Linked DNA regions of Mus musculus: all the other regions are linked to region 2. A link is a loop called in an ENCODE intact Hi-C map of the cell type or tissue named here. Cell type or tissue: heart. All regions are shown on one strand. Each heading gives the region's core, and the rest is flanking DNA. Links, peaks and the distances in the headings are about the cores only.

Evidence for each region. A loop is a pair of places that touch in the nucleus more often than their neighbours do. Peaks named below come from ENCODE experiments on the same cell type or tissue, not always from the same donor. Only the 100,000 strongest peaks of a DNase experiment are listed, where the experiment ranks them.
Region 1: it touches region 2 in a loop (2.5-fold over the local background); 5 of 42 quality-filtered maps call a loop at or near these places.
Region 3: a loop joins it to region 2, with 2.4 times the contacts of the local background. A loop is called at or near these places in 8 of 42 quality-filtered maps.

Annotation. Positions count from the first base shown.
Region 1 is chr3:60,404,221-60,412,203 of GRCm38, forward strand. No RefSeq gene overlaps it. Among named protein-coding and RNA genes, the nearest start is that of Mbnl1, 93 kb to the right of the region's middle. In heart, for the core only: no CTCF peak of the experiment used is centred there; a DNase peak (open chromatin) is centred at 4,491; H3K4me3 peaks cover 814 bases; H3K27ac peaks cover 1,201 bases.
Region 2 is chr3:60,500,303-60,508,285 of GRCm38, forward strand. It overlaps Mbnl1 (muscleblind like splicing factor 1), which reads left to right and starts at 877. Exons shown (of 10, transcript NM_020007.4): 1 at 877-1,121. In heart, for the core only: CTCF peaks have their summits at 3,214 and 4,544; no DNase peak of the experiment used is centred there; H3K4me3 peaks cover 1,816 bases; H3K27ac peaks cover 1,830 bases.
Region 3 is chr3:60,577,032-60,585,014 of GRCm38, forward strand. All of the region lies in intron 2 of Mbnl1 (muscleblind like splicing factor 1), which reads left to right. Among named protein-coding and RNA genes, the nearest start is that of Mbnl1, 80 kb to the left of the region's middle. In heart, for the core only: a CTCF peak has its summit at 3,997; DNase peaks (open chromatin) are centred at 3,890 and 5,370; H3K27ac peaks cover 919 bases.

The DNA of each region.
Region 1 (7,983 bases), core at 1,392-6,391, 97 kb before region 2:
GCTCTTCAATTGTTCATTCATTGTACAGTATAAAAGTCATTCAAATGTCAACATAATTTGTGAGCTCAGTACAAAATGAAAAATATGACTCTTTATTCAAAAGTATTAAGAAATTTAAGAAAACATAGCAGCAAATATGGGAATACTCTGTTAAGTTCAAGGTATTTGCAATTGTGTGTGTAAGCCCCTGCAATCAAGAACACAGCTCTGATTTTCTTGCTCATCCCACAGAGCACAGGTGTGAACAAAAAAATAGTTACAGTTTTCTAGGAGTTTTCAATATAACATGGAATTGTCATGTTACTAAGGCTTACTAACTACATGTAGAATGTTTTACACTTTTTACACATAGCAAACTTATTTTTTGCTTTCCAGAAAAGACAACAAGAGCAAATATTCCAAGGACAACTCTCTCCACTGAGCAGTGACCACACATTATCATTTCGATGAAGCTTCTCATTGCTTCAGAAACTACTTTTCCTACAGACAGAGCTCATGTCCACCTGGACTTTGATTCACACTGACTGTAATTCAGGGCATACTGTGTTTAATCAAGACATCCCAAAATTTAATTAGGATCTACTCAGATTGCTCCCATGGTTCTCCCGATCTTGCCTTCCAGATATTTGTGATAAATACTGACTTTTGTACATAATTTGAGAATTTTATGTTTATTTGTTGATAACTTGGTATATGTAGGGCTCTTTCTTCACTGATATCTGGCATCTATCTGTACACCAGATAAATGCTTCAGGTGAGAGCCATAAAAGTACTTAATAGATGGTTATGTAATAAGTGCCTATTAAATAATAATTTTTAAAAACTTGTAGAGGTAGATAGTGGGAACAAGAAGATTAAAGGGGGGAGAGTGGATGTAAAAGGTTGAATGAAAATCGGAACTAGGATGTAGGAAAGTGGAAAGCACATGCTGCTAGCCAGTGGGCTTTGACTCACCTGGGAAATGGAGAGGATTAAAAGACCTTGGAAAGCCACCACAGTGGAGAAAGCTCAAGTGCCTCACTATACCAAGCAGGCAACTGAGAAGATAACTTCAGATTGTCTTTTCTTTTTATTATTTAATTTAATTTTATTTTTTACTCAATCACTTTACATCCTGGCCACCTCTTCCTACAATCCTTCCCCCATCCCTCCACCCTCTTCTCCTCTGAGTGGGTGAGGCGCCCCTGGATATCTGCCCATCCTAGCACTTCAAGACTCTATGAAGGCTTGGTGCTTCCTCTCTCTCGGAGGCCAGACAAGGGAGCCCAGCTAAAAGAACATGTTCCACATAATAGCAATGGATTTTGGGATAAGCCCTGCTCTGGTGCACTGATGCTCTAAATGGTGGGAAAGATGAAGGCGGCCCCCAAACAGGAAGTTGTAAACATCACCTGGGTCTGCAAAGGGGAGGTACATTGTGAACTGTTTGCATCTTGGTCATTTTAATAATTTCATTTGGAAACTTCCCTGCTTGTTTGTTTGTTTTAATTTAAGGTTTACTTTAGTATTAGACTCTATAAAGTGAGTCATAGCTTTCTAACACCATGACGATATTAAATTGTCAATGTCTCACTAGAACATAAGGTGAAACTTTTCTCCCCACCCTGGAAGTCTTAAGAATTTGGGACACGGGGTATGGTTTTAAGGCTACACAGAACCAGACAGTTGTGGCACATACATGTAACCCCATCAAGAGAGTTCCAGCCATACATACCTGCTTCATATATCACTGCTGCATAAAGGAACTAACCTGACACTGTAGAGAATAGCTAAATTGCCACGGAGAGAGTGGCTATAATGATAACTTTACATGAAACAGAAGAACAGAGGCTAGGATTCACTGAGTTGTTACACAGCTAAGTATGCCCACAACTTGCTAGCATTGACTGTTTAACCCTACAGATTTGCCAAACATTCTATAAAACACATTTTGCTGTACCCCTGAGCTAGGTCTGTGATTCAGTAACATGGTGCAAAGGCCCGGGAATTTCTAAAATGAGTGTGTAAGTGATGATGCAGTAGAGAGAGAACGCAGGTGAATGGTGGCAATGTGAGACAAAGCATGCCATAAAGAATCTAACAGGGACAGAGAATACTCTGTGTGAAGAGTAAAAAAGTTAAGAAGAAAAGTAGAATGATAAACGTAGCTCCAGTATGGAATTCACTTGCCTTTCTGCTTTCCTAGCTTCCAAAACGGAATCCTTTCCTATAAATCTGAGGTTCTCTATGCTCTAAGTATGAAGTCCATAGAGTGGAAAACTCAGCATAGTGGATATGTTTGATTTCATAGTGGGGGTCGCAAAAAGTACAAAGAAAGAAACAAACCACAGGTGGAAGAAAGGAGGAGGGCTATCTGGCCCTAAGAATGAAAGTATAACCTGCCATCTACGGGATGCTTGTGCCATAGATAAAAGTCCTGGGAGAAAGCGGCTGAGTGCATCAGGTCCCCAAGGCTGCAGTTACAGAAAAGGAAAGCAGTATTTATTGCTAGCCAACTGTGGGCCGTGGTCTAGTCTATCAGTGCTTTAAATGCATTTCTCATTTGTCCTCACTATTGCCTATAAAACAGCATTGTGTAGCCTTTTATGATGAGGATCTGAGCTAGCCATTGTGACATATCTGGTAAGTGTGGCAGTTAGGAATTAAAGAGGCCACTCTTACTCCAATGTCCATTTTGCTCCCTGATATGTATGTGGGCTTTCTTCTGCTGAAAAACTGAGAACAATAAAATGTGTTTAAATTAATCCTGTACCTAGTTCTAATTTCTGTCTATATAAAAAAAAACAAAACAAAACAAAACAAAACACAAAACAAAAACAAGAAAAACCCTTTCAAAACTAAACCCTTTCACTCCCTTGTCTTAAGAGTCCATAATATAAGCATTATCATGGTAAACATCTAAAATTCAAACTGTATCTTGTTATTTCCTTAGATTTCTCTGGAGAAAGCAAAGACACGTGAAGAGTGTTACTTGCTAATCTCTTTCCTTTGTTTCTCGGCTTCCCCTTAGAAAACAAGTTTTCGGTAAGCTACATGGTCTGAAAACACACAGCTTCATCACGGTTCACAAATCCAATTGTTACGTTTTTCTGTGAAATTAGTTTTAATATTCATAATTACTTACACAGATTGCTGATTATAAAAAAAGTGTAGCCACTTATTTGGAAAAGAAAAATAAGAAAATAAATCTCCAAATCCTATAAGTCATGTAATATATATATATATATATATGTGTGTGTGTGTGTGTGTGTGTGTGTGTGTGTGTGTGTGTGTGTGACTTGTATGCTTAAAAATGTTTTCTAAATGTTTGTTTCACTTCAAGTCATATGATGTAATTTTTCCTTTGCCATTAGAAAATAGCAACATAGCAGTCAACGGTTACACAATATTTCATCATACACCTATGCCTCCTTCTTTTACGTGTTTATAATCCCCCTAGGGAAAGAACCACATGCATCTATTTCAGTTGCCATTACTAGAAAAACAGGACTAATGAGAGAAGACCTGATTGCAAAACAGATACTTCTCAACCTAGAAACTGGGGAAAGGCACAGCCAGTGTATAGCTGAGGGCTTTCAGTGGGGGAATCACTTAAAGTGGCCAAACTGTGATCTGCTCTGACACAGAGACTGGATTCAGTTACATGCTGTTGATTGCTACTATAGAAATATTCAATGACAATGACATGCCATTTTATCTTTATAGAAATAGCACTCACTTTCTCTCTTCCTCTCTCTTCTTAGATATTTTTACAGGTATGAGTTTTTTGCTTTCAGTGTGTGCACCATGTGAATACAGTGCCTACTATGGACATCAGAAGAGGACATCAGATCACCTGACACTGGAGTTACAGAGCCATTTGTGAACTGGCACGTGGATGTTAGCAACCAATCCCAGGTCCTAGGCAAGAGCAACAAGTGTTCTTAACCAATGAACCATCCCTTCAACCCAGAAACCATTTTCTAGAAATATTTTAAGCCAATTTAGGAATAAAAGAAACTTTCATGTCTTTATATTTCTATGATAAAGGAGGTATTTTTTTTCAGGAGGAAAATATTGCTTCTGATCTAAAGTGGAATACACATTGACAGAAGCTTTCCTTACCATTGAAAGTAAACATATTTAACTATATTTTATTGCTTCATGAAACAAATCTCTCTCTCAAGTCTCTACTCACAGGCAGCTCATGATTGCAGTCATATTTGCTTTTTGTGAACTTCACTCACCTAACCAGCAAACAGAAGCTCTTGTCATCCCTGAAACTGTCTATTTCTGTGTTAAAGAACATTACTTATGTAACGTCTGAAGAAAGGTAACCAGAAAGGTAACGTGATAATCCTGTAAATGAACACAGCATTGGCTGATTGCCCTTGTCCCTCCCCTTCAGTGGATCTTTGGATGTATGATCAGAGCAGGAACAGAGAGGTCCCAGCTGACCCCTCCTGATCCAGTTCTAAGTGGCACGACTCTGCTCTCCGTGCTTATCTTAAAGATCACTTTGTTGTCTTCATGAAAAGTCCACACACATGTCTGAGGCCATAGTGCTCTGCTTTGTTGATAGAATGTCTGGCATGAGCCACAGACGTCTTGGAGCAGCAACTGTTTTTAGTGGCAAGCTACCAGGACTCTAGAAAAAAAAAAAAAAAAAAAAAAACCTTTGCATTTTTCCAAGCAGCGGCTGCATGCCTTCCAAGCCTCTGTTCATGTCTGCCTTTAGAAGAAGCTGAAAGTACCTCTCTCAGTGACAAAAAGAAAATAACTTCTCTTTTCTGCTTCAAAATTATTTGATATAAATAAGATGTGTCGACTGCCTCTACTTTCGTTTTCACTCCACCCGACTCAGTCCTTCCTGTCTCTGCCAAACTAGGAGACTTTCCCTGGGTGTTCTTAAAAGGTCATCTCATTTCAGAAGAAAAACAAAAGAAATAGGGATAAAGCACACTTCTTTTTTCTTTCCTATTTTCAAGTAACTTTGTGAGAAAGAACCAAAATATGTATAGACCTGATTGCAAATTCCCTGCAGTTAAAATATAAGCTACTTAACACTAACTGTAATGTTGCCTGCCTCACAAATGCCTTCTCTGCTGTCCAGGACCTTGAAGAAAGCCATAAAAGGGAAGGAATATAATTTTGTTTGTTGGCACTTACTGAAAAGCTAAAATAGAATAGTAACAGCAATCCCTTTTGCCAGCTCCCCACCAAAGAAGTTGTGAGATCACAAGTTACAGGGGCAGTGCAGGGCCCATGTTCTCAGCTGTGTTCCAGAGCAGCTGACAGGATCAGTTCACCAATATCAATCTAAAGCAACACAGAGCACTTGAGGATATCTAAGATGATTTACAGAATGCACAGCTGTATACATGGATGTAGTGCATTTTTAAAATGTAGCTTTAATTGGAAACATGATAGTCCTTTTTCACTTCTTGGTAAGAAATGGGATTTTTTTATGTTAATTATCAAGTATGGAAATACCAGATTTGTAATCATGCATTTTGTTTTCTGGTTAATGAACTACAAAGACAATATATAATTTATAATTTATTTTTAAAAACTCCAAAATCTTTAAGAAAAGTTGAGATGCTCAGACACTGGCTAAATCATGACAATAATAAATGACTGTTATCCTGCAAAGTTATTGCTCTTTGTAAATGGGACTCACTGAGTGTCTGGAGAGCAGTTTAGTCCTTCGAAGCCCAGTAGTTTATATAGTGAGACTGTACATATGTTTTAAGTTTCTTATATTTCCAATTAGGTAAATTATTTAGAGTTTTGACCCAAGTAAGAAAAGTTGAAAAAGAATACCACTGTGTCCAAACTATAAAAATTAGTAATGGCTATGGGAAGTTTTAGTTTGTGTAGTAATGCATACTTCAGCTCACATGAAAAGAAGCATGTGGGCTACTGCAGACATCATTACATAGGTGTGGGTTTTCAAGTATGACTATGAAAACTTTGAGGGATCATCTTAATTTCTTTTTAAATTATAATGTTCAGTCTACATTGTGGCCAAGAGAACATAACTGGAATATGAATCAAATTATGTCTGTGTTTTTGTTAATAAAAAGAAAATTAAGCCATTCTAAAATTACTTTCCAAATCTGCCTGAAGAGGATTTTTTTATTATTATTTAAACTCAAATATAAAAGATCTTGTCAAAATATGCATGCAGAATTTCTTTCTTTGGAAGAAACCTGCTTCCTTTGAGAACAATGTCTACGGTCAAGGTTCCAATCTCCAAATATCTTTAATGTAGAAAGATTGATTTTAAAGAACCCTCATTGGGTAGCTTAACCGGTATGTTGTTCACCTTTCCCCAGTGCCCTCCCACATTCAAGTCCATCTTGCCTCATACATTGGGTCCTTTTCAGACTGTCTAGGGGAGCTACCAATGGCCATAGCAACGCAAATGTTATGTAAATTCCATATTTCATGGGTTGCATGTTAATTAAAGGTACACAATGCAATGTTGTGAAGTGATCACCTTTGGTGTCTTCTAATTCTGAGCTGCTTATTTGTTTGCAGACTAGATTTAAGCCAGTGCTTCTCAATGGTTGTAACCATGTTGTGGGTTGTGTATCGGATATCCTGCATATCAGATATTTACATTCCAACAGTAGCAACACTTATGAAGGAGCAACAAAACAGCTTTATAGTTCCACGACATGAGGAACTGTATTAAAGGGTCACGGCATTAGGAAGGTTGAGAACCACTGGTTTAGGCACCATTGCCTAAATTTATATGCAACACTATAGGCAAATGTAATTCCTTTAGACTCAGCAGAATCAAATATGTTTTTTTTTAATTCATGAAGGAGATTCCTTAGCCTGCTGATTTCCCTGTGATACTGGATTGGGTGCCTAATGTGAATCCTAGTAAATTATAAAAGGAAGTACATGGCTGCTTTATAGATTTGGTGATTTCTCCTGCACATTCTTTGATGTCTTATAGAGCTCTAGGCAGGGATACTTACTTCCTGGTGTCTTCAAACGCTTAAAAAGGTAGAAACTCTTGTTTACATTACTTGTTAACATCTTCTCTCTTTAGGCATTCTTACTCTATCTTACTTTTCATGAAAGTGTTTTCCTCTACATTTTTCTCTAGATCTCTAGATTTCTCTATCTTCCCCAACTTAATTTATGTCTTTGGATTTCTATAATGATGACTATCTGTTGATTCTCTCTGCTGTCTTCTGAGCCTAAGAGTGACTGAGTAGTGGAGGAGGAAATAAGAGATTTTAGGTAGGAGTTATTTCCCAATCTAGGAAATTGATATTATACCCAGTTCCCCCTCTCCTATACATATAAGTATTCAAGAAATATTCTCTTGCTATCATGAGCAAAAAAAAAAATATTAATCATCTGAAAATCTTTTCTTATTGGAATGAAAGAAGACGATCCCAGGCATCTTCCTGTACTGACTCTCATCCTTCTCCTTTGTCTCATTAGCCCCAGAATTGTATTACAAGTTAGATGTTGACAGAGCTGCAGAAAGAGAAAGAGATACCTTTTAAAGTATCTGCCCTTCTCCTACATGACACCTAAATTATTGATCCTTCATGGACAAGTCTTCTGCAATTTCAACAGAAGCAGCATGTTAATTTACATGATCCAGTTTAAATAAAATATGGCCTACTGGACATTTTACAACTTCTACCTTGAACTAGGTAGATGGCATAAGGACATTTATCCCCTGGGGCTGTGTCTGCTCTCTGTCCTACATAAAGGGAAGGAACCAACTGTGCCACTTATGAAATACTCGTGATGAAGTGTTCAGTGAGGGTGTTGACTTAGGAAGTCTCTGCTCTGACTTTCTGTGGTGATCATAATATTATGGAGAAATTTGTGTTTCACAGGACCACTGTGGTACCTGAGTTTGTGCATACATGTACAACTATATTAACAAATTATTATAGTAGAAAATGGGTCCTTGTTAAGTCAAGTTGGATAATGTGTTCGATGTATTTGGTTTATTCTTTGATGTGA
Region 2 (7,983 bases), core at 1,817-6,816:
GGATCAGTAAGCAGCAAGTCCGTGTTTCATGGACCAGCAGAGGATCAAGATCTGTTACTAGTACCTCTGCAAACTAGTGGAGTACTTTATTTATTTATTTATTTATTTACTCCGCCTAGGAGAGTGTGCCTGACCCACTCAACAGAAACAGGGAGGGAGAAATCCAGTTTGCATTCACTCACCTCAACTCATGTTCAAACCATGAAACAAACGTTTTTATAGTTAAAAATCATCCCTGACGAAGTTATCAGAATTCCTTGAAATTCACTGGAAATCCCGTCCGCAGATCTTCAAACTTTATCTCTTCTCAGAAGCCCAGAATTCTTTTCTTTCAAAGCCAAGTTACAGGACAGCAGCTAATGAACTAGGAGCTGGTGTTTCATTTGCTCAGGCGGGCAGTTGCCCAGGGCTTGTTTGCGTGGGAGTACCTCTGCAGCGCCTAAGATGTTATTTTATTTTAAAAGAGGGAGCCCTGCTTGCTTTCTGTACACCACACTGCAGAGTTGGAAGTAAGGGAGCCTTTAAACTGCAAGTTTTATTTGCCGATAGGACAGGAAGGTGGCCTGGGTTTGTGTTTGGGTGACGATCAGTTTTCTCGCAGAACTCCAAAACTGTGAGTGCTGAGAAAGATACCCACCAACACCCGTGCAAGCTTCTTTCCCGCCCTTCGCCTTCCAGGTTCCAGGCGATGCGCTGCTTCTGCTGCTGCAGGCCGGGCAGCTAACTCTAACCTTCCGTCTAACCTTGCGGGCCTCGCGGGCTGGGCGCGGAGCCCCGGGAGCTGGAGCGGCGGTGAGCGGCGCGGGCCCGGGCGAGCGAGCGGGCGGGCGGGCGGGGGCCGGGGCTGCGCGTGGGAGCTCTGCGCGTCCGCGCGCCTTCCTGGCGGGGCTGGCGCGGGGGAGGGGCCGCGCAGCGGCGGAAACCGGCGCGCGGCGATAAGAGGCTGCACGGCGACATGCCACAGTCTCTCGCCGCAGCCCGTCGAGTCGGGGCGCTCGCCATGCTCCCGTGACCCGGACCCGGCCAGTTCCCTTTCCCGTGGCGGGCATCCCGGAGTCGCGATCCCACAATGCCCCGGGCAGTCGGGGCCCCGGCGGGCAGCCTGCACGGCCACGTGAGAGGTGAGTGGCGGGGCGGCCGCGCATTGTTCTGCGCTGCGGGCGGCGCTGCGGCGGCCTCGGGTGGCGCTCGGGGGTCCCCGGGCCGCACCGCGATCGCGCGCTGCGGCTACCGGCCCTGTCCCGCGCCTCCCTGCGGGCCCCCGTGGGGCGCCGCGGGACAGGACTAGTGGCCGGTGAGCCGGGGCAGGTGCGTGGCCGAGTGCTGTGAACTCGGTGACCTCTGCCAGGGTCGACGGGGGGCGGCCACTGGTCGCGCGGGTCCCGGCCGCGCCCGCATCCCTCTGCCGGGGCTGCCACCCAGCACCGGCTTCATGTGGGCCAAGTATGTGCACGCAGAGGTTAATGCTCTGCTTGCCACCCATAAATTACGCATGACATGTTTAGTTGGGCTGCCTTATATGGAGAGTGCTGTATTTCAGTCCAGTGTGCTTTTTGCCAAGTTTACAGGGAGGAAGACGCCCTGCTTGAGAGGGCTGCCGCTTTTCCTCCCTTTCTGGTGGTTTTGTAGTGCGTCACTCAAAAACTGTAAGAAAAGTAAGTATAGAGCTTTCCGGGTGGAGCCACAGTAGGCTGGTAGAACAGCTTTCATGATAAGTAGTCAGTATATGGACTGGTTTTTTAAATAAAAACAAGAGAAATATGAAACCTTTCCTCACTCCTCCCCCCGCCCCCCCAAAAAAAAGACCGAGTCTGATGTTGTTAGTAATGTGCCATATGAGAATACTTTGATTTTAGAGGATGTAACGTGAGATTTAAAGAAATTACACACACACACACACACACACACACACACACATACACACACACACATGCATGTATGTATAAATGGAGCTGAAGCCTTCCTGGCTAGCCCACAGCATTTTACAGCTACATGGGTGTTGAGACAAGCCTATTACGCTGCTAAGATGGGTTTATGTGCGGTATGCATCCCCAGGATTAAAAACAAAGTTAGAAGCAGCCTGGAAGGTTATTGCCACTGTTTTAGGTTTCTGTGTCCACCAGCACAGGCACAGACCATAGCAAGTGATTAATAAAGTCTGCAACACTCTGAGCTATTTCACAAACAAATTAATTCAAGGAGAGGGAAGTCATAATTACGGCCTTTGGATACGCAGGTCTTCTGCAGCATGCTTTGAAATAGTACACTAGTGGGCATGTTAGACCTCCTTCCTGGGTTTCAACACAGTGTTCATACAAGGAACTTACTTAGGCCATAACTTTCCAAACCAGGCTGTCTCTGTCTATGGCTTTACAATGTTGGTGTTGTTACCTGGTCCTATTTGTAAGATAAAATTCTGATCCCCAAAGATAAGTTGAAGTGAAAGTTCAAGGACTGCAGAATCCTTGAACAATTTAGTTCAGGAGGCAGATGTGTTAACTATGTAGTTGGTAGCCTGAAGACAATGAGTTATTTCACAGCGGGAGAAAGCACGTGGCTGTCACTTCCATCTTTGCCTCCTTAAAAGTTGGTGACAGCTAAACTAGCTTTCAAGAAAGCCATCATGTTCCAGTTTCTTGTATTTGTACAGGGTTACACTTTTTTCCCCAAGATCTAGACATAGTTTTTTATGTTTCTATGTTTAATGCAGAGTTTCCTCAGTGAGAACTACTTAGTTGAAGGTTGTGTTCATAGAACAGGTTGGCTTCAGCCCCAGGAAACCAGTTCATTTGTTTTAAAATTGCACCACCACTGAAGACATCATACATCATAGACACATTTTATTATTGGGAGAGACTTAGACAGACCTCACATAAGCTTCATTTAATATTTTTTCTCCTGTAACTGAGAGCAAATGTGAGCATCAGATCCACATCTAGTAGTATTCGGGCACATGCCAAAAGAGAAAGCAAAGTGTTACATGGTTTGGGATACGGCTGCTTGTGTGTGTGCTTCCCCATCCGAGGCAGACTCCAAGTGGAATTCATTACATTTTGGTTCTAACATTCTGTTCTTGCTCAGGGCATAGAATTCCTGTGAAATGAAACACTTGGTTCTTTTCAGAGCAAGAAGAGATTATCTCAAGGTTTCTCCTTGGGGGTGGAGGAGGCGGGTAGAAACATGCAGTGATGGCTTTCCTTGAGGAAGAGGGCGCCATTCTTATATAATAGTTCCGACTTTTATTGTAAGTAAGAAATTTTTACATATTGTCCCCCTCCTCCCCCATCGATGTCACCATCGTTAGTCTTGTATTTGATTTGTTTATGGAGACAAAAAGGTCTTCTGGCTTTCTCCTTGTCGTTAGGTAGGTGTTCAGAGTAGAGAACATCTCAGATCTTGCTTGGAGTAAGCCCAAATGAATAGGCAGTTAAGGATTTTGTTGTTGTTGATGCTGCTGCTGCTGTTGTTTTGTTGTTGTTGTTGTTTTGGTTTGGTTTTTTTTTCCTCTAAAGGGCATTAGAGAAGCACTGTATATGATGGTCAGGACAGTAGAAGAAATGAACAAAATAAGTTCAATAAGTGTTTGATTCTGTTTAGGGTCCTAACAGGATGCATTGGAAGGTTTTAAAGGGGCTGGATTTCTAGATCAAAAACTCCATTTTCCAGGAAGTTGGGAAAGTGCTGCAAGGTACAGGAGCTACTAGCCACACATGCTGCTAGTACTGAGATGTTTTCTGTAAAATGCATGCTGGCTTGTAAAAATGTGTACAAAGAAAGTAAGATACTCGATTATATTATATTATACTTATGTTAACTGTTTTAGAGATAATGTATTGAGTATTGGTTTTGATAGAGCATTTTATTATATTTATTTCCCATTTCCTTTTCTGTTTACTTTTCCTCCCGAACAACTAGAAAACTTGATATAACAAATATGGCTTATGTTCTGTGAGGCAGCACTGTTTTGAAATAAAGCAGGAAAGCAGTATTTTGAGAAAAAGCTTAAATTAGAGTTCGCTAGTCAAAATACACCAAAAGCGATTTTTATTTTTACAAGGTAAAGGCGCTTATTATACACAGAAACTAAATTGCTTGTCTTTCTCATCCATTGTAACCAAAATTTGGGCAGGAATACTACCATACGTCTATTTTTATTTCTTCCAAACTACTATTTAGCTTAGAGAGTTAATGATGAGGTGGTGCTAACAAAGAGAGACTTATAATTAGGGGGGTGAGCTTCACACCTCGCAGAGGCCAGAATAGGCATGATTGCTACCCCGAGATGTTTAGAAACACTGTACTTATCATTGTCCTGGAGTTACCAAACAGAAGCAAGGCAGTGACATTTATTTTAAAATAGTGTTCGGTAAACAGCAATTATCTTCAGGTGCCTAATATGTACTTTCTTTTGTTATGACAGACCTTCCTTAAAAAATAAAGACACCAAACAAAGCCAAACAGCTTACAGGAATGAACGATTTTCACCTGTAAAGAGTGGGCATTGCTTTGCCTGTAAGGAGAGAGGAAGTTCCACTTCTGTCCTGAAGTTATGGGCTCCGAGGCATTCCTGTGCCTTGACACACAGTATTTATTCTTGAGAAAGCATCTGCCTGTAAACAGAGCACAATGGCATTGTCCGGGCACATTCCTTTCAGATATTTTCATAACTGAAGTACACTTTGCCTTGCAAAGTGAGTGTTAGGCCAAAAAATTGTGGGGTTTTTTTTTTTTTTAGCCATGCAAAGTTATGTTTGCTCATATTTTCCTGAAGGATATCAAAGGCATACATGTTATTATTTTTCTTCCCCTCCTTCTTTCCCCTCTCCCTCCCTCGCCTCTCCCCTCCCCGCCCCCTTGCCCATGGTGGAGCCATATCTTAAATGGAGCCTCAGGGAGAATTCATCCTAATTTGGTGCATGGCTACTCTGTGGAAACAGGCATATTTCATATTACTGTAAACAACTGTGGTGGGAAGAGAGGAGGGGGAGGATTCCTGCTAATTTGTGTTCATGTCTGATGAGTCATGAAGCCTGTTAGGCAAGGGATGGAGAATTCATTAATTGAAAAGCAGCTCCTTGGAAAGGATTAATTGACATATACCATATTTATAGACATTTTTTGTTTTAAGAATTGAGATAGGGAAACTGATGAATAATAGTGTTTTCATATTTATATTTTTATGTAAACACTGCGATATTCTTGGGAGAAATAAAAGTCCTAGCATATCCATGGTTATGTTTTGATACATATTATTAAATTTAAAAAAAAACATAGCAGACTGTTATCTCTGTTTTCTATGACACAGTGTTAGAAAGTTGTTTGTCACATGTGCCTGTGAGATGCAACAGTCTTTGAGAGACTTTTTAAAATGTAGACTGTTTAGGGTTCTGTTTTGTACTTTCCCCACTTTTCAAAGGTTCTCTCTCTAGATTTCTGTGATTATTCTTTGTTAAGCAGTACAGGACACATCATCTGAAGACTACAGGAAGCCATAATATCATCAAATATATATTTCAAAAAAGGGAAGATATAATTTTGAAATGATACAGTGGTATTTCATGAAAGTTAAAATGATACAGAAGGGTTCCTGTTTGCTTGGTACAGAGCATTACATCTCAGCAGATGCTAATCCATTGCTTGAGTAAGCTGGTATCCCCAGCTTGGTATAGAACTTTGCATAAGACAATGAAAAGTCCTGATGCAGCTCTGACTGAGTGCATCTCCAGATAAATAAGTAACAGGAAGCGCAAAGTGTTCTTTTAGTTTCCCAGCTTTACCATAGTTTACCCTTTGCAGCATTCATTGCATCCATCCAGTAATGTTTCTTTCTGTTTATATGTAACATTTACACAGAGGATTTTGCTATATATATTGTATAATATTTTTCCCGAATGACCTAAGCTAGAATATTGGCAGGATTGTTTATTAACATCAGTAGACACTGAAACAGGACAGCTTCTGCAGTATAGTTGCAAATGTCAGGAAAACCAAAATGGCAGCTGTGGTAATAAAGGATTTAGAGAATTTGTACCAGAGAAAAGCTAGATTGAGAATTAGGAGACATTTCTACCTAGGTTTTGATGATAGCTTTATAATATACCACAGACATTCCATGTTCAGCATACCAAATGAGAAGGGATTTTGTTAGGGAAAATGAAACTTAAGATACAGAATAAGCAGGCAAGGAGAAGTGCATATGGGTAACAAGGTTTACATAAACAGTTACAATCTCTAAGGTTTCTGGACTCAAATGAAGGAAATAAGAAGGTCAAAGAGTATCTGATGATTTTGAACTCAGGTGAGAGTAATATTTTGTAGACTAAAAAACAGCAACATCGTTGCCATTTTAAGAAGCAGTCTGGGAAGGCTTGGTGAAGTCTGATTTCTCTTAGGACTCTAGTATTGGCATCTGTTCACAGTTAAAAAAAATGAGAGACAAGGAAACAATTTAAAAGACTTTTACAGAAGTTACAGGTTAGTGCATAGCATAAGCATGAACTGTATTGAAGTCTAAGAATGCCAAAGCAAGGCGCAAAGCAGTAATACACAGACTGTAAACATTATCATCCAAGATATTTTCTAAGCTTGACTTAATGCTAGAATTTTCAGACTATTTACAACTGTGCATTTTCACCTTCTATCCAACAGTCATGCCTTAGTATTGTTGAGGATAGTAAAACTGAGACGTCAGCATCTTGTCTGACCATAGAAGAATGCTGTCTGCCCAGTAGTTCCTTACTCTCAGTAGTAGACCGACAGCAGAGAGGTGGTCAAGCGAATCAGCAGCTGGACCTACATGCTGTTGGAAGGTTGGTGGGAAGCGCAGTGTTGGCTATACTCAGCTTGCTCATCTTCTTCAAAAGGCCTACTCACTGTTTTTTGTTTACTAAATTTTTACTTAAAAGCTAAGTTTGAAAGAATGTAAAAACTCCTTAGAAATACCATATCCAAGTTTATTTTGAAAATTCTCTTCTTTAATACACTATAGGCAGAATAATAAAGATCTCTCTGGCTATGATTTCTTTTTATCCTATAAGGGCTGATGCCAATTTTATAATTTTATCTTATGTACTTACTGCATTTTCAATTTCTTGACAAGAACAATAGATTTTAGAGGAATGTTTTCCATCATGTAGTCAGTGACATTATAATAGTGTTAGTAACAATTTATAAGTTAATAAAGTTGCTACTTGTTTTAATTGATATTGTAAATATTTTACGTAAATAAACATTTCAAATTTTATCCCCTTTCCTGGTTTTCCTTCGGAAACTCACTACCTCATCTCCTCTACACCTGCTTCTGTGAGGGTACTACCCCACCCACTCACCCACTCCTGCCTCCCCACATTGTCATTCCCCTCCATTTGTGCATCAAGCCTTCATAGGAGTAAGGGCCTCTCCTCCCAGTGTTGCCCAACAAGGTCATCCTCTGCTACATATACGGCTGTAGCCATGGGTCATAGATGGCTCACCCATTAAAGGTAGGCTCACAACCAAAAGTATAAGTTGCTACTTGTATATTGCTTTATAAAATCTCCTTAAATATTCTCTACAACTATAGCATAGATCTTAGGACTTTTGTCTTAGGGGGTAATTAGCATGACTGGGACCTTTTTGTTATTTCTAGAACCAGAAGATGTGATTTTTTTTTTCAATATACACATTTTAACCCTTTAATCCATCTTGTCCCCAGTGTTAGTTACAGAATAGAGATGAGAATATAGGTACTAATAATGCTAACCGTTTGGAGAATGAATTCTGTATGCGCAGTGAGGTTTTAGAGTAATACACAGACTCCTCAGCAGAGCTTTCTGAGATAGCCCTGCTAATGTCTTGGTTTCAGAGATTGGGAAACTGGGTCATAGATATTTGAAGTTTATTGCACAAGATTACTTAGTTGCAAAATAGCCCAAAGAGGACTTGAGCCATGGCAGTGTAGTTTTAGAATATCTGTGCTTGTGTAAAAGAATAAAAACAAGTGAA
Region 3 (7,983 bases), core at 1,397-6,396, 76 kb after region 2:
TGCCTGTTTAGTAGAGAGTAATTGTAGCCACTCACTTTAGCTACTCTGCACCACTGCAGATGTTCTGAAAAGGTGTTCCTTTCTGAATTGGTCCATGGCATTTTTGGATTTTTTTTTCCCTTTTATCAGAAGTCGTAGGAAACTTTTATAGCTGAGTATTTCAATCAGGTTTCATTTTACTCTTCTAATCCACATGCTTTCTGAATAATTATAGCACCAGTATGTGTATAAATATTCATATTTTATAGGTTGATAGGACTTATGCATTATCTCCAGTAGTCTAAGAAAAATAAAATGTGTTATCAACTAATAAACTGTTGAATCATCTGAAAAGCCCATTGTACAGAGGAATTCAGAAAGTAGTGGAGATGAGGTGGGCTATAACATCTGTGGAGTGAAGTGTGCTCAGAGCCACAAGCTTTGAGCATCATTCTGTGGTCAGTAGAATTCTTTTAGATTATTTATAAATCTATACTTTAGCTGTCTGGTTTTAAATATTTAAAAGAATACCAAAGATTCATGACATAATTAACCGTGTTGCTGCTTAAGAGGAAAATTAAAGCTCTCTGAGTTGGCCTTGCACACCTCCTTGTCTGTCTGCCTCAGTGTGTCTTTGTTTGTTCAGGTAGACAGCAACCCTGATGAAGTGGAGGGGATTTGTCCATTTAGGAATGTTTAGAGATCTGGGGGATACACTACACCGAATTATCAAGGTTCTTTTCATAACCAGACTATACAAACAGCACTTGAGAAATTAGTGCAGAAAGGTTTGTAGCATCATTCTGTCATCAGTAGAATTCTGATCTTTGGATTTTTAACCCTCACCAACCCTGTCTAATAGCTCAGAGCAGCAACATAGCCAGCCTCCTTCTGTATTCTCCAGCAGTTCCCGTGCTGAGAGCAGATCTCTCGTTTTGGGAATTGTCAGATTTCCTGCTGTTACATCTTTATCCAAGCCAGTCTGACTTTGAGCATTACTGCTTGCAAGTACTGTTAGGGAGAGGAGGAAAATCAATGTCTCCAAAATGGGCAGGGTTATAGCTCCAGACGCAGCAGGCTAGACAGCTGTACATCTGGACCCTTTACTGATGGTTTCGTCAGGTACACATGAAGTACATCTGCTGACCTACAGTTCTGTGACAGATAAATTAGCTGAATTATTAAAGAGCTTTCTTAATCACCAAACATGTTCTAATTGAATGATGAAGGATGAAGGTGAGCAGGCAATGAGTTTCAAAGGGTCTAGAAACAGGTGTGTGGTATAAAATGTAATGGTATACTTTTTCTTGTTGCTAGCCTAATTTAGTTGCATTTGTTTTCCCATATTGATAGGAAATGTATTTTTCATATTTTTAGATCTTGAATGGCGCTCAGTCTCTACACACACCCTATTATGCCATGAGACACTGATGCCATTCCTCTGTACACACAAGCCCTGGTGCACATATGCACATGCATATAAGCTCACCTGTAACATTTAGGTATTTAGGGTGAAATCAAGTGTTTGGAAATGAAATGCTGTTTCTCTTTTTATATTAGGGAAACATAGCCAACCATCAGTAACAATCTTATCAGATTGGACTCCTTTGTGAAAGAGTTTTAGGACAGGACCAAAATATCCTTGTCTAGACCTCTTCAGAGTAGAATAGAAAACCGTACTTTGTATAAAGTTCCGGTTGAGGCAGAACAGCCTGAAGGTTTCCAGACTGAGACTGAAAGCATCCAACAAATGCAGATAAACCTGCCTACCATAAACACTGCCACATCTCCTGGCATTCTCCCACTGCTGCATGCTGAACCAAGGGCTGCCCACAAAATTTCACTGAAATGTACCCTTGTTGCCTTAGTAGATAGATAATATAGTTATTACCATTTTGTTCATGAGGACACTGAGGGGCAAAGGACTAAGTAATAAGTACAACAGAGTCACAGGTAGGAAAGTGCAGGATTAGTTTTTAAATTTATGTTCCTATTTTTGCTTCTTTGAACCCCACTATTAGAATTTATCCCCATATCAGTTTTAAGGAATCAAAATGAAGAAGAGCGGTCCGTGTTTAAAAAATAATGTCTTCATGGAAGTGTGTGCTGGGTTACTGTTTCAGATTTGTTCAGTATTCAAAGCTACTGTTGAATTCCTGCCTTTCTCCTACATTTCCATTTCTTTTTTCCAACTTCTCATACCAATGAGCATTCCTCCCTTTGACCTTGTCATTTGCATTAGAACACTTGCTTCTTTGGACCTTAGACTATCATCAAGGGATCATAACTTTTCATCTAGCTCCAGAAGTCTAGGAGAGCTGACCACCTTGAAGGACTCACTTATTCGCTGCCTTTAGCTCTTGTCGATATTGTTTTGCTTTTATAGCATACTGTTAAGCATGGGCCAGGCATGAGCACCATGACAGTCTCCAAGAAAACACCCTTACACACTTCAGGGCGTTACAGAGTATATGTGAGAGCCAGAAAAGCAAATTGACCAATGAGGTGTTGGCATCGTAATTGGAAGCAATGAGAAATAGCACACAGTTGCACGAGGCGAGCTGAATGTCTGTCCCTTCCCACCCCCACCTCATAGGCTCATAGTAGAGCACATTTTGAAAATTCTGAGGAATTCATTCCAATTCTATTTTGGTAGGCAAGGAAAATTTAGAAAATTGGTAATAAAGTATTGCCAGTCTCTACTGTCATCTCAATGAATCACAAACTTTAGCTTCTTTTACTGAGCATGGATACAAACACAGAATCATTGAGTCCCATAATTTTGTTTTTTAAAAGTGTATCTGTTCGTAATGGAGAGAATTGAAATTTATACGTGGCAGGGGTAGCAAAGTCATTTCTCTTTATAGTATCAGGTTTTAGGAAGCTCCATTCTCCCAAAATATGGCGCTCATTCTCTCTACCAAAGGAGCCATTTCCTGTCAATGTCAAGGGACAAATGGCCAATGGGTGTTGACTGTTGACCAACCAAAACCAGTGCTGGCCTTTAGGCTCTTTCAGTATAGCAGCACAACTATTCATGGCTCTTTTCAGCGCTTCTGATCCTACCTCCTGCTTTAAACTCCAACTCCTGGGCTTCCCTCTTTCAGCTTCCCTCTCTCCCTCTCTGTTCCTCTTGTGGTCTGGACTCTTTCAGATGCCTTTGGCTGTGTCCTTCTTCGTATCTACAATTAAAGTCTTTCCATCAACAACACTTCGGAGTAGTCAAGTCTTTAGTTTATAAATCTAGTGCCTAAACCCTCAGTTTATACATCTGGTCCTGAAAGCTCTGGGTGGGAGCACAAATGGATCCCTCCCTTTCAAGGGGTCTTGCCTTTCCTAAGCAAACGAAGCTGCAGACTTGACTCTCCTAAGATACGCATGTATCTGTTTTGTTTTTATTTATTTAATTCTAGAGTCTTCCTCTTCCTTGCTTCTTCCTTTCACCTTCTGTACTTCTGCTGTGGTATTCGGGGCAGCTCTCTGGCTCCTGGAGCCTGCTTCCCCCTCCTGGGTGCCCTTCACAAATAAAGGCTCTCTCTCCCTCCACCTCCTCAGTCCTCTTCTATTGAGTAAATTTAACTGCAGCACTATCTGCTTTGTCTCTGTTGACTTGCTGGAGCTTACTATTACTATAAAACCATTCTTCTCAGCCTCCTGGGCCCCTGTCATATAGAAAATGGATGCCTCTCCTCTGTGACTGGAGATATCTCTCTCTCTGACAAATCTCTCAGTGCATTTGAGCATGCCCCAGATTGAAGCTCTTGTTGCACAGAACACTTATCCTCTCCCTCACGCCTTTCTCCTTCACTGCATGTTCTCGGCTCCCTCCGAGCTTCCTCCTCTCTGCTAGAAGCTGCCTGCGTGGTCTCTCTCCATAGCTTGCTAGAACCCGTTGTTTCTTCCTTTACCTTCCCTGACCTCTGTGATACAGACATCCTCTGGGGTGGAGTTCCTGTTTGCAGCCCTGTCCCTCCTGTCTGTCAGCTTCCTCCTAATTAGAACCCTCCCTCTGGTGGAGTTCCTGATTTTTCCTTTTTCTCTTTTCCTCTTTGGAGCCAGAGACTGTATGAAGCCATGATGTCTGGCTGAAAAAGGTGACCTTAGTTTAGTGCAGTAGCGCCAAATCAATTTGCAAATTCCCACATATTGTAAAACATTTGCCATCATACAAGCAAATATTCGACAAAAGTCTCTTATCTCTAAGCTTTTTCTACTTTCCACTCTAGAAAATCTTTTATCTCTATGCTTTTTGCTCTTTGCTCTCAAAAATTATTTTAAAACTATTATATAAACTCTGTAAAATTTGGAACAAAAGTTAGCTTAAAATTTGCAACCAAAAGCTAATACGTTAAAAAAAAAAACAAAAAACAAAAAACAAGACTATACCTAGGTAATCTTAATTTTCTCTGTGATACTATATGTGTAGCTCGGATTCAACATGTTTAGGGAAAACACACACACACATACATATGTATGTATATGTGTGTGTATATATATGTATGCATATTGAATATATGAATATGTATGTATATATATTCAACTCTTGTTAAGTAAAATAGATGTTTCTAAATAGTAGCCACCATGTGACTGCACCACCATCTTCTTTAAGATGACCACGTGCTATAAACCAGCTAAGGCAGCACCCATAAAACATTTTAGACCTCTTGAACCCCAAGATTGTCTTTGTGTCTCCTTTTCACACAAAGGAAACAGCTGCAGGTCTTAAAGACATTTTGGATTAGGATGACTCTTTATATGATAATGGAAAGAGTTAAAATTTATACATGGCAGTAATAGCAAAATGACTGTTCTTCACTTTACTCGAGACATTAGAAACAGTAACTCTAGGCTAAGGACCTTAAGGTGAGCCTTAAACAATGCTCTGCTTTAGGAGAGAAAGAGAGAAAAAGGGGGTCTGGAGAGAAAGAGTTGGGGGCTATGTGACTTATTTTATGAAATAAAATTTCACGCATCTTTCTAAGATAAAAAATTTAGAATGCAATTGAAAAATTAGAGTAATATTAAAGGGATAGAAAGTTTAACCATATGAGCCCTTGTACATATTTACACTTTATTTCAAGTGCTGTTTGAAAACTCTAAAGAGGGGTGGGGATGAATGGAAATCTTCTGAAATTCAGCATACTTCTCCTACCTCTGCCCATGAATAAACAACTGTCCTAGAATTTGTATCTTTGCAACCACAAAAGGGCAGAACACCTAATGTTAGTCATTAGTTTTTGAGTAATAAACGTCTGATTTAACTTTTCTTAACCACTTTCTATTTTAGTATGCCCTGGCAAATTACGTAAGAGCCATAATTGGGTGAGCTCTAATGTCTGGGCAAGGAACTCACTTGAGAAGAAGAGAGATCTGTTACAAAAGCAGCAGCTCGGGACATCTCAGTGTCCTGCCAGCACTATGGTATCCCTATGAAAAACAGCTGCTCCAGCTTGGTACAGTAATGTAAGAAAAGCTTCTAGAAGATGCAAACATATTCCTCAGGGTCCACACTTCTGTCAGGGACTTTTTTATGTCATATTTAAGAAGAGAGTGGCTACAGTTTTCTTTTTTAATAGGGTATTACAAATGATTTTGAAGTTTTGATTTGTGCAGGTGCAGGCCTGTCGGACTATTCACCAAAGAGTAGTCCTGGTAATTTCTTATATTAATAATTAGAGGGGGTTTTCCTGCTGTTTATTGTGTCAGGATGGCTTTGTGTGTTCCCTTGGCCTGCTTCACTTGATCAGTTTAAGCAGCTGTTTTGCCTTAGGTCATTAGGTAGTAAATAACCACACAAACTGCTATTAACTCTTGGATTTGTTTAATGAGTGCAGTCTTTTTATACCCTTAGGCCATCTTGCCTGGCCTAGGTTCCTGACATCTGAACAGGCAGCTACAAAGACACCAAGCACAGGAGTAATCTTTGCTTATATTCAGGTCCCTTCCTGACACTTTAGTTCAGCCTGCAATACTCCATCTTAACTCTCTGACCTGGCTACTCTGCACAAAGCCTTCTCCCTAGCCTGATTGTTTTATTCTTAAGTCAGCTGACTCCTCTGAAAGCTCTACACAGTGTTCTTAAGTCTATTTTACTGTGAAGGCCTCCTGGCTCTTTGGATTTTGGGAAAGTCAGTGTGTTAAAAGAAAATATAGTTGCAGAATGAGTACCAGACAGATTTGAAAACTAAATGTTTTCATTCTTTCTGATCTTGGGCAGGTTATTTACTGTCGGTTTGACTTTTTTGTTGCTGTGTGTTTTGTTTTTGTTTATGCAATCATGCATTTAATCCTGGGTGAGTTTTGGTTCTAATTTTCTATTTTATGAAATAATATTGGACTCCACCTGTGTCATCTTGACCCCATCCCTCTCTTGCCCTCTTCCTTTCTTCTTTCCACTTCCATTTTTCTTTCTTTCATTCCTCCATCCTTTTGTGTTCCATTCCCCCCACTGCCTACCTTTTGTGTATTAGATGTTCATTAGATATGAGAAAATAACAAATTTCTCAGAAAGTTTGAAAAATATATATTGTATTGATGCATGTGTTCATTTAAGTTTGCAAAGTAGCTCAAGAAAGCAGGGTAGGGGGAAATGGTCTTTATGCATCAAAAACGACTTTAGTTAAAGATCCCGTGGAAATATACATATATATGATTCACTTTTAGTTTATTTATTGAGTAATTTTCTTGCATAGACATGTGCATCACAGCCCTAGGGAGCAAGAGTCAGACAGCCTGTAGCTGCAGTTGTGGATGTGGGGAGCTGAACCCAGGTCTTCTACAAGAGGAAAAATTGCTCTTAATCCCTGAGCCATTCCACCCCTCCCCCAACCCTTCCAAAAGATCAGTTTTTTAAAAGGTCATGGAATGGAACATGTTTTAAGTGTAATATTGAAATCGTAACACTAGAAGTAGTATGGTGAGCTGTCAGGCTAATACAACAGTGATAATAGCTAGGTGTTCTTTTGAAACCCAAGATATGGCAGTATTATGTAAGTAAATACACGTCTAAATTGAACATTTCACTACAGTTTTTGTTTGTTTGTTTCATTTTCGAGACAGGGTTTCTTTGTGTAGCCTTGACTGTCCTGGAACTCTGTATATCAGGCTGGCCTCACTTACAGAAATTAGATTGCCTCTGCTTTTATAATATTGGGATTCAATGCATAAGAAACCATTGTCCAGCCCTTAAAAAAATCTTTAAGAAAAAGTGGGATAAGTAAATTGTATTTTGCCATTTTTTGATACCTCTTTCTTAATGATTGAGTAGAGTTGTTTTAAAGATGAATGTTAAAGCTATAATGATTTCTATACTTTTATTTAAAATTTAAGGCATAAATGTGTGAACATAAATAAACAGGTTCAATGGTGATATATAACCAGGCATCGGATATAGCTGGACGAACTCTTAACAAAGACTTAAAAACATCTTGGAGGAGATGATATTTAACCAAGTCTTTAACTTTACTGAAGATTTAGCCAAGGAGTGGCAGGGGGAATGGATGCAGAGCAGATTATGTCTGGGTATACATGTATGCAGAGATATCTTGTGCAAACATGGTTTAATGTGGCCTGTAGACAGTGTGTGTGTGTGCATGTGCTAGCCTTCCAATCAGATATGCATCCACTTTTCTAAATAATGTTATAGATTTAATGTATTCGTAATAATTTTAAGAGATACAAATATATAGTATAGAAATATATCTGTTCATTTTCTGTCTCCCAAATAGCAAAAGCAAGTTTTACCTGAAAAATAATCAGTAAACACAAACTAAAAATTCTTTTAATCCCTCAAATAGGCCACCTGAATCCATTGGTGGGATATATGATTAGAGGCAGCACCTCTAATGTTATAACGTACATTGTCATGGGCTTGTGGGACATTTAACGGTTGGAACCTCATTTCTTCAGTTGCAATATAAGATTAATCAGAAGTATCTCACAGAATTGTCATGAAGATAACAGTAGGTCTTATGAGAATAAGGAGACACCGTACTTTCAAATGGA